Regions from separate parts of the Homo sapiens genome. Here region 2 is linked to region 1. Evidence: chromatin contacts called from ENCODE Hi-C or POLR2A ChIA-PET data. All regions are on one chromosome and are shown on one strand. Each heading gives the region's core, a stretch centred on a gene start or an enhancer-like site at or near the end of the contact. The rest is flanking DNA. Distances are from core to core; before and after follow the strand shown. Region 1 overlaps RFX2 (regulatory factor X2). Region 2 overlaps MLLT1 (MLLT1 super elongation complex subunit).

The links. A loop is a pair of places that touch in the nucleus more often than their neighbours do. ChIA-PET counts read pairs that join two places held with the same protein, here RNA polymerase II (POLR2A). Pooled maps may share reads with other maps.
Region 2: a pooled map shows a loop between it and region 1 (2.5-fold over the local background). The contact joins two enhancer-like sites. A Hi-C loop is called at or near these places in 2 of 50 pooled maps. POLR2A ChIA-PET finds 5 or more read pairs at or near these places in 3 of 52 experiments (MCF 10A, WTC11 and activated CD4-positive, alpha-beta memory T cell).

The regions. Positions count from the first base shown.
Region 1 is chr19:6,085,992-6,090,910 of GRCh38, forward strand. All of the region lies in intron 1 of RFX2 (regulatory factor X2), which reads right to left. Among named protein-coding and RNA genes, the nearest start is that of RFX2, 22 kb to the right of the region's middle. RefSeq lists enhancers at 789-1,290, 1,212-1,281, 1,291-1,790. Within about 2 kb of position 2,025, at least 33 of the 41 ENCODE cell types and tissues checked have a DNase peak (open chromatin) inside an H3K27ac peak, as active enhancers do.
Region 2 is chr19:6,241,500-6,246,443 of GRCh38, forward strand. The region is part of intron 3 of MLLT1 (MLLT1 super elongation complex subunit); the gene reads right to left. Among named protein-coding and RNA genes, the nearest start is that of MLLT1, 36 kb to the right of the region's middle. RefSeq lists an enhancer at 2,000-2,714. Within about 2 kb of position 2,637, at least 9 of the 41 ENCODE cell types and tissues checked have a DNase peak (open chromatin) inside an H3K27ac peak, as active enhancers do.

The DNA.
Region 1 (4,919 bases), core at 775-3,274:
AGAAGCAGGAGGATCTCTTGAGCCCAGGAGGCCGAGGCTGCAGTGAGCCATGATTGTACCACTGCACTCCAGCCTGGGTGATAGAACAAGATCCTGTCTCAAAAAAAAAAAAAAAAAAAAAAAGGCAGGGGAGATCCAATTTCATTCTTTTGAATGTGGAAACCCAGTTTTCCCAGCATCATTTATTGGAAAGACTGTATTTACCCCATCGAATGATCTTGGCACCCTTGCAGGAGTAAAATACGGCCATGAGTCGCTTCCTGACAGGGATACGTTCTCAGCAATGCAACCTCAGGCAATTTCATCATTGTGCGAATATCACAGAGTGATACTTACAGAAACCTAGACGCTACAACCTACGTAGCACACCTGGGCTGTATGGTATAACCTATTGCTCCCAGGCTACAAACCTGTCTAGCATGTGACTGCAGTGAACAGTGCAGGCAATTGTAACACAGTGGTAAGTATTTGTATCTCCAAACATGGCTAAGCATAGAAAAGGTACAGGAAAAATACAGCATTATAATCTTATGGGATCACTTGTATATGTGGTCTGCTGTTGACGGAAATGTTATGCATGGCATGACTGCATTATAAGCAAATAATTAAAGTTAAGTAATAACACACAAGAATCTAATCTTGCCGGAAAGGGCACTGTAAAAGTGAATTGCAAGAGAAGCTCACAGGAATTAGATGACTTCTGTGTCTCCCCTTTGACAGTAATGGATGCATCCACGCACACGGCTCATTCCTGTTTTCAGTGATGCGCTTCCTTACTATTATTTGCAAAGGGAATTTGTCTGTTCTGACCACACAACTCTACAGAGATACAAACATCACATGGGCACCTCTGCCTTTTCTGTTTACTACTAACGTAGATTGTCATGTAATTTTTGCCCTTCCATGCCTGTTCTTCTGAGGAGAAATTCCCAGTGTTGAGCAGATTTTGAAAGAGATCCAGACTGATGAAAGATTAAAAACCACTGGGCTACAGCAGTATGTCTTTTTTTTTTTAATCTTTTAAAACTTAAATTCACAAATTTGAGGACTCCAATTCAGACGAGCTTCGTTGTATAAACCAGGCAGATCTGTGGTCTTTAGAAGAAAGTGACAGAATCAGTTCACTTCCTGGGTGGGGACTGAGCACAGGCAGATGGTCGCAGCGGGTCAGAAGCCACAAGCTGCAGAGACAGACTCATGATAGACAGGGCGACAGGCATAACCTTCACAGGGGCGAAGCGAGACGCACACCCGTCTCCAGCAGGGAGCCACAGTCCACAGGTGGCTACTCCTCCCTCCCACTGCCCTGTATTTAGGAATTCAAACAGCCTGGGAAGGGACTGTGCTGATAATTGGCTCTGCTTTCAAAGAACACTTAGGAGATAATTAACCCACAGTCCACCAAGCCCAGGAATTGAGGATCGAGGATCAGAGGAAGCCCAGGAGGGAGATGCCTGCCAGAGGCGAGTAAAGGGACTTAGAGAGAAGTGCAGTTTTTTCTAGCATCCACCCATCCAACCCAAGGAAGCCCATCTGATTTACCACATCTAGCCAGTGACCTTGATCAGTTCCACAGCCAGGCATTAAGGCGAGTCCCCACTAACTTTCTCACCTCAGAGAAGCCCGATTCCAATTCTAGCCCCTCCCTGGACTCTGTCAGTAATTCCTAGCAATGCCTTCACTCTAAAAAATCCAGCTACAACAAAAGATTCAGATGCTGCAGAATTTATTTTGATTTGGAGGTTTCAGCTCCAAATCAAAGGGCTGATATCATGGAAATAGCTTTTTTGACAGCTAAACAGAAATTATTTTCCTTGATTAGCCATGGCACATTCGCCCTTCTTAGGTGGACAGCGTGTTTTGATACGAAGGTGATGGGTTACAGGTGCTGGGTTTCTCCACATGGGCAGTTTCTCCCCAGGAGTCTCACTCCTTACATCATCATCTAGAGCAGTAATTAATTTCAGAAACCACTCCTGGCTGCCATAAGCTGCACACCCACTTCCAGAACTGGCTTAACCCGCCAGGAAGCCACAGTCCTCAAGGGACAGTCACCCAGAGCTGCATGTTGGTGAGTCAGAGACGAGAACAAAGAGGAAGCAATGACCCCTGAACACAGAGCCCTTCCCAGCCCAGAGTGCTGCTCTAAGCCTAACCCAGGCTGGCCAGGGCCTGAAAGACAAAGAAGAATGCCACAGAGAAGGGCCAGGGCACTACAGCTTTTTTTTTTTTTTTTTTTTTTTTTGAGACGGAGTTTCACTTTTGTTGCCCAGGCTGGACAGCAGTGGCGTGATCTCGGCTCACTGCAACCTCCGCCTCCCGCGATTCTCCTGCCTCAGCCTCCTGAGTGGCTAGTATTACAGGCATGTGCCACCATGCCCCGCTAATTCTGTATTTTTAGTAGAGATGGGGTTTCTCCCTGTTGGTCAGACTGGTCTCGAACTCTCGACCTCAGGTGATCCACCCGCCTCAGCCTCCCAAAGTGCTGGGATTCCAGGCTTGAGTCACCATGCCAGCCCAGCATTTTTTTTTAAAGGCACAGTTCTCATAGGTATAAGAAGGCAACGAAATTCATCCTGCAAGATGGATGTAGCCAAAGACTCTTCTTTAATTACAACAAACTGGAGAAGATAACAAAGTAAATATTATTCCTCTCTCTCTTAGAGAAAGCAAAAATATGTTAAACACCATTGAAGAGCCTAAGGGGTTTTATAAACCTCAAAATCAGCATCACATTCATATACACATGAGTACTAGTCACATATAGCCAAGTAATGTGCGTTAGACCAGGGGGTGGCAAGCTTTTTTTGTAAAATGTGGAATAGTAAATATTTTAGGTTTTGCAGGTCAAGCGCTCGCTGTCAAGATGACTCAACCCCATCCATTGTAGGGTGAAATGACTGTGGCTGTGTGCCAATAAAACTTTATTTATGGTTCCAGTTTTAGTATATTTGCTGCTGAAGCAAGCACAATTTATGGACACTGAAATGTGAATTTCAGATAATTTTGTATGTCCTAAAATATTCTTCTTTTGATTTTTCCAACTACTTAAAAATGTAGGAAAAAAGCATTCTTAGTTCATGGGCTGTACAAAAACAGGCAGTGAGTTGGATTTAGCCCATGGGCTAGTTTGCCCACTCTGTATTAGACTCAGATGTTTGGACTCATGTCTTTAAAACAGAGCCTAAAATAACTCCAAATAAATAAAAGGGCAGGTATCAAATAGCCCATGTAATGACAAATAACCACGCTAGAAATCTGCGTCCAGCAGGTCAGGGACACTCTGGGGGTGAAGACCAACACTCCTGTCCTGTCTCCATCTCAGTGGCGGAGGATGTGGGGTTTTGGGCAGTCTCTGAAAAGGGAGTGTGCACGGGCAGGAGCTGGAGCAATGTCACAGGGAAGGGGGAGGCCAGCCCTCATGTCCTCTGGATTCTGACCCTGTGCTATGGTTGGAATGTTGTGTCCCCCCAAAACTCACATGTTGAAACCTAACCCCCAATATGACGGCATCTGGAGGTGGGGCCTTTGGGAGATGATTAGGTCATGAGCATGGCACCCACAGGAATGGGATTAGGGTCCTTGCAAAAGAGGCCCCAGAGACCTCCCCTGCCCCTTCCATCACGTGAGGACACAGCTAGAAGGCAGAAGCCGAACCAGAAAGCAGGCCCTCCCCAGACACTGAATCTGCCAGTGCCTTGATCTTGGACTTCCCAGCCTCCAGAGCTGACTGCAACACATTCCTGTTGTTTAGAAGCCAGCCAGTCTCTAATATTTTTGTTGTAGCATCTGAATGAACTGTCACCCTCCCTTCCCTCCACCACCCTGTGTAGCTCTTACATGTGCTGGGGACCTTCATGATTCAGGGTCTTTGGGCATTTCACAGAGGAACAGAAACTTGTGGATTAGAGAAAATTATTATATGAGATAACATCTTTGGATTGTTTGTATAAGATAACATCTTTGGATTGTTTGTTTGTTTGTTTTGAGACAGGTTCTCGCTTTTGTCACTCAGGCTGGAGTACAGTGGCATGTACATCGCTCACTGCAGCCTCAACGTCCCAGGCTCAAGAGGTCCTCCCACCTCACCCTCTGGAGTAGTTGAGACCAGAGGCCCACACCACCACACCTGGCTATTTTTGCATTTTGAATTTTTCATAGAGACAGGGTTTCACCATGTTGCCCAGGCTGGTCTTGAACTACTGAGCTCAAGTGATCTTCCTGCATCAGCCTCCCAAAGTGCTGAGATTACAAGCATGAGCCACCATGCCAGCCCAGATAACACCTTTGAATACAAATTTCTCAGCCGGGTGAGGTTGCAGTGAGCCAAGATCACGCCATTGCACTACAGCCTGGGTGACATAGTGAGACTCTGTCTCAAAAAAAAAAAAAAAAAAGAATACACATTTCTCCAAAGAAGAGCTATAGACAGATGAAAGCACATGAAAAGAGGCTCAGCATCATCAGTCATTACAGAAACACAAATAAGAACCACCATGAAACACCACTTCACACCTACGAGGCTGGTTATACTAAAAACAGGGAAAAATAAAAGTGTTGGTGAGGATGTGGAGAAACTGGAGCCCTCACTCCCTGCCGGTGGGACTGTGAAAGGACAATTTGGCAGTTAACTTGCAGTTACCATACGACTCAGCAACTCCACTCCTAGGTATATTCCCTGAAGAAATGAAGCTATATGTCCAGGCAAAAGCTTGTCCACAAATATTCATAGCAGCACTATTCGTAATAGTCAAAAGGTAGAAACAACCCAAATGCCCATCAAGGGATGAATGCATAAACAGATGTGGTCCACCCATGGAGTGGAATACTATTCAGCCATAAAAAAGAATGAAGCTCTGACACAGGCTACAATGTGGATGAACTGCAAAACAATATTACCCAACCTTCCAGGGCTTAAA
Region 2 (4,944 bases), core at 1,387-3,886, 160 kb after region 1:
CGCTTTCAATGCCCAGCCAATTCTTCCAGCCCCTTCTCTAGGGACCCAGGAGAAGGCATTCTGGGCCTCTGGGCCGTCCCACCGTCCCAGCCTTGGAGGTCCTGGGGTGGCCGTGGCGGGCGCAGGGTTGCGCAGCACCTCCTCTCTCCCTGCAGCGATGGGCACCTTCGTTCTTTCCTTGTGCTTCTCTGCCCGGCTCCAGACCCGCCCTCTAGGAAACACAGATGCATCTGGGGACCCACTTCAGGGAACAGAAGGATGCTCTGGGGAAAGACAGACTGCGCCACAGCTGGCACGCATCCATGCGGCTTGTCACAACGCGGCAGCTCGGCCCTGCCCTGGGTCCCCGCACACAATGTGGCTTCTGTTCTGGCTCCCTCGGCAATCCACCAGCCAAGGCCTCCCCCTCGGCCACATCAACCGGCCGATTGTCCCTGGCGGAGCGCTCTATGGGCTCACCAGAGGGGCTGCCCGCCTCCTGAACTCTGCAAGGCCCTGGGAGCCTGGGAGCCAGGGAGGGAGTTGCTTGCAGAAGCGTTGCTCCGCTTCTGCGCCAGCAGGTCAGGGGCAAGGGGAGAAGACAATGGGGGCTCAGAGGGGGCTCCCTGCCTCCCAGCCTCCCTGCCTCAAGACCTGCTCTCCCCAGTCTCAAACTGAGCGCACGCAGGGGCAGCCCAAGTGGAACCCATATAGGGCAGCATTTGCAGCTAAGAGCCATCTCCACTCTACAGAGGGTGGCGGCTATGGAGGGCACCCCGGCTTGGTGTCCTTGGAACCTCCCCTGTCATGTGCGACTGCCTAGGGCCCCCCAACACAAGCCACCCAGGATGTGTCAGGAAGATGCCTCTGAGGGTCTTAAGGCTATGAGGCCAGTGCGGTTTAACTTACTTTTAAAACTCTCCACGTAATGCCCTTCCTGTGCCCTCGGACATCTGCGTGTGGGAGGCCACGGTGGACTGGTGATGGCTGTGGCTCCCTGTCCAATGACAGCTTGTTGCAGGGGTTGGGGAGGAGGTCTAATATTAGTGGCAAATAACCAAAATAAACTTCTTTTTCACACTTGGCCATTTCTAACACTGGACTGTCTCTCACAATCAGTGTGTACCCCTCATGTGCTTTCTCTCCTGCTCTCAGGACGGGTTCCTTCAATTGAAGTCACGGGAGACTTAGACTGAAGGAAGAGGAATCTGGCGTCAGGGGCAGGGCAAGTTTTACCGCCCCAAACAGCCACACTCCCCTTTCCTGGTGCTGTTGGTACCGGGTTCAATAGAAACAAGTGCCCCGGCCAGCATCCCCTCATGTGACTGCATCTACAGGGCACCTGGGGGGCTGCGAGCCGACACCGGCCACAGGAGAGGAAAGCAGGCCACTGTCATCTCAGATGACCCCTCTCCCCATCTGACAGCAGCTCTCTCTGCCCCTCTCGGTTTTGCCAAGCACACCAAGCCAGAAACGCAGGACTACTTGGCAGCCAGCACTGGCATGAAAGCGACAAAGGTGAGAGCTAAAAGGATTGCCAAGGAAATTAAGTCACATCAAATGATGCCTCAGAGAAGAGCTCCTGAGTCCAGCTGCTGATCTTGGCTAATGCCTCAAAACAAAGCAAGACAAAAATCAACCATGCTAAAGTCTGCTGGGAACGTAAAGCGGGAACGTGGCGGGGTCACCAAGCGGTAAAGCTGAAAGAGACCCCGAGAGCCAGTCCCAGCCCGAGCAGGGCCATGCATGTCAGTGGGGGCCCCCACCCCGGGAAGGCTCGGGGAGGCCGGCAGCCCCCGGCCCCTGCCCTGCCCAGGACCAGGGCATCAAAGCCTCCCAGGTCAGCTCTGCAGCCCCTCCCGAGGCCCTCACCCTGCCTCCTAACTGACTCCAGGGCACAGACAAGCACTTCCTGTTTGGCAGCCACTGAATTCCTTCTGGGAGAGATGGAGCCAGGTCTGCATTATAATGTCACTGACCTACTCCAGAACATCATGGGACAGGCGTGGGACAGGCACCTGGCTGGGGCTTCTGAAGCCACGGCCACAGAGCTTACGCCCAAAGAGGCAGGTGAACCCAGAGGACTCGACCCCTTATGCAGGATCTAACAGCAAATGCCACCATGTCACCCCCAGCGGATGAGCAGCTCTGCCCACCCAGCTCACCTCCCTCACACTCGCCCCAGCCCCGCTTCATCACCTGGACTCTGCCTTTCAAACAGCTGCCCCTCCCCCTAGAAGGGACCACCCCATCCTCTCAGCCTCACATAAGAAGAAGTCAATCGGCCGGGCACGGTGGCTCACGCCTGTAATCCCAGCACTTTGGGAGACCGAGGCAGGTGGATCACGAGGTCAGGAAACCGAGACCATCCTGGCTAACACGGTGAAACCCCCTCTCTACTAAAAATACAAAAAAATTAGCCAGGCATGGTGGCGGGCGCCTGTAGTCCCAGCCACTCGGGAGGCTGAGGTAGGAGAAAGGTGTGAACCCAGGAGGCAGGGCTTGCAGTGAGCCGAGATCACGCCACTGCACTCCAGCCTGGGTGACAGAGCAAGACTCCACCTCAAAAAAAAAAAAAAAAAAAAAAGAAGTCAATCTCGCTTCTTAAGAGAACCCAACCGACCCTTTCTAACTGGGTCCCCGTGACACACTCATAGCACCCAGCCCCTGGGCTTCCTGGAACTCATTCTGATGGGTCACTTCCTCTCCCGTGTGTCTGCCGTCTCTTGCCCTGTCAGTCTGTGAACTCCACAAGAGAGGGGAACGTGTTCACTTGGTCTTCACTGGGCCTAGACTTGGTAAATATCTGACACATGAAGAAATCCATGAAACTCCAGCAAAGAATGGAAGAAAAGCAATTCCTCCTCCTCACTGTAAACGAACATTAAAAAAAAAAAAACCCTCATTTGCGAAGAATAAATGACAAGGGCCTCCCTTACTAGATACCCACTACCCTTTGACAGTCTCCCCCGCCTCTCTCAACAGTGGGCTTGGTGCATGCCGCCAGCGGACAGCGAAAACAGAGGCATGGGCCTCAAGTGTGGCAAAGGGTTTCAGACACAAAACCAGAAGCACTCGCCAGAAAAACAACAGTAAGACGTCCATCAAAATAAAAAACGTTTGCTAGACAAAAATATACTATTAAGAGAATGAGAAGATAAGCCACAGACTTGGAGAAAATATTTGCAACTCATATACCAAGTACAGGACTTGTATCCAGAGTATATACAGAACTCTTAAAACTCAACAACAAGAAAACAGCTAACCCAATTTTTTTTAATGAGAGGGAAGGGCAAAATTCTGAACAGATACTTTACCAAAGAGAATATATGGGTTGCAAATAAGCACATGAAAACGATGCTCATTACCGTCGGCCGTCAGGGAGATGCAAATCAAAACCTAACCAGGTACCACTTCACACCCACTAGGACAGACGGCTATAATCAAAAAGGCAGAAAATGAGTTGCTGGTGAGGATGTAGAAAAATCAGAACCCTCATACCCGGCTGGGGGGGAATGTAAAATGGCACAGCTGCTGAAAAACAGTCTGGCAGTTACTCAAAAAGTTAAATAAAGAACGGGGCCAGGTGTGTTGGCTCACGCCTATAATCTCAACACTCTGGGAGGCTGAGGCAGGAGGATCACTTGAGGCTGGGGGTTTGAGCTCAGCCTTAGCAACATAGTGAGACTCTCTAACAAAAAAAAATTTTTTTAAATCTTTTCTTTTTTTCCTTTCTTTCTTTCTTTCTTTCTTTCTTCCATCTTTCCTTTCTTTCTTTCTTTTTTTTTTTTTTTAAAGAGATGGGGTTTCACCATGTTGCCCAGGCTGGTCTCAACCTCCTGAGCTCAAACAATCCTTCCACCTCGGCCTCCCAAAGTGCTGGGATTACAGGTATAAGCCGCCGTGCCCAGCCCTTAAAAAAGTTTTTTTAATAACTCACCGGATGTGAGGGCCGGGCACAGTGGCTCACGCCTGTAAACTCAGCACTTTGGGAGGCCGAGGTGGGCGGATCACGAGGTCAGGAGATCGAGACCATCCTGGCTAACATGGTGAAACCCCGTCTCTACTAAAAATACAAAAAAATTAGCCGGGCATGCTGGCAGGCACCTGTAGTCCCAGCTACTTGGGAGGCTGAGGCAGGAGAATGGCATGAACACGGGAGGCAGAGTTTGCAGTGAGCCAAGATTGTGCCACTGCACTCCAGCCTCGGCGACAGAGCGAGACTCCGTCTCAAAAAATAAACAAATAAAATTTTTTTTTAAAAAGAAAAACTCACTGGGTGTGGTGGCATGCACCTGTAGTCCCAGCTACTTGGGAGGCTAAGGCAGGAGGACTGCTTAAGTCCAGGAGACAGAGCTGTGTGAGCTGTGACTGCACCACTGCACCCCATCCAGCCTAAGCGACACAGTAAGGCCCTGTCTCAAAACAGACAAACAAAAAACCCAAAAAGTTGGCCGGTCACAGTGGCTCATGCCTGTAATCCCAGCTACTTGAGAGGCTGAGGCAGGAGAATCGCTTGAACTCAGGAGGTGGAGGTTGTAGTGGGCTGATATCGCACCTTTGCACTCCAGCCTGGGCAATAAGAGCAAAACTCCACCTCAAAAAGAAAATAAAAAGAAAACAAAGAGAAAAAAAAAAAAAGGAAAACAACCTGACCATATTCAAGGGCTGGCGAAGATTTGGAGCAACGGGAACTCTTCCTGCTGATGAGGCTGCAAAATGGCACAGCCCCTTTAGAAGAAAACCACTGGGCAGTTTCTTAAAAAGTTAAATAGACCCATATCATGTGACCTAGCAATCTCCACTCATTTACCCAAATGAACTGAAAACGTGGTCACACAAAAAACCCGTATGCAAATGTTTAGGGCAGCCTTATTCATAATCACAAGAGCTGGAAACAACACAGACGTCCTTCAACAGGTGAACGAATAAACAAACCGTAAGGCACCCATGCAGCGGAACACT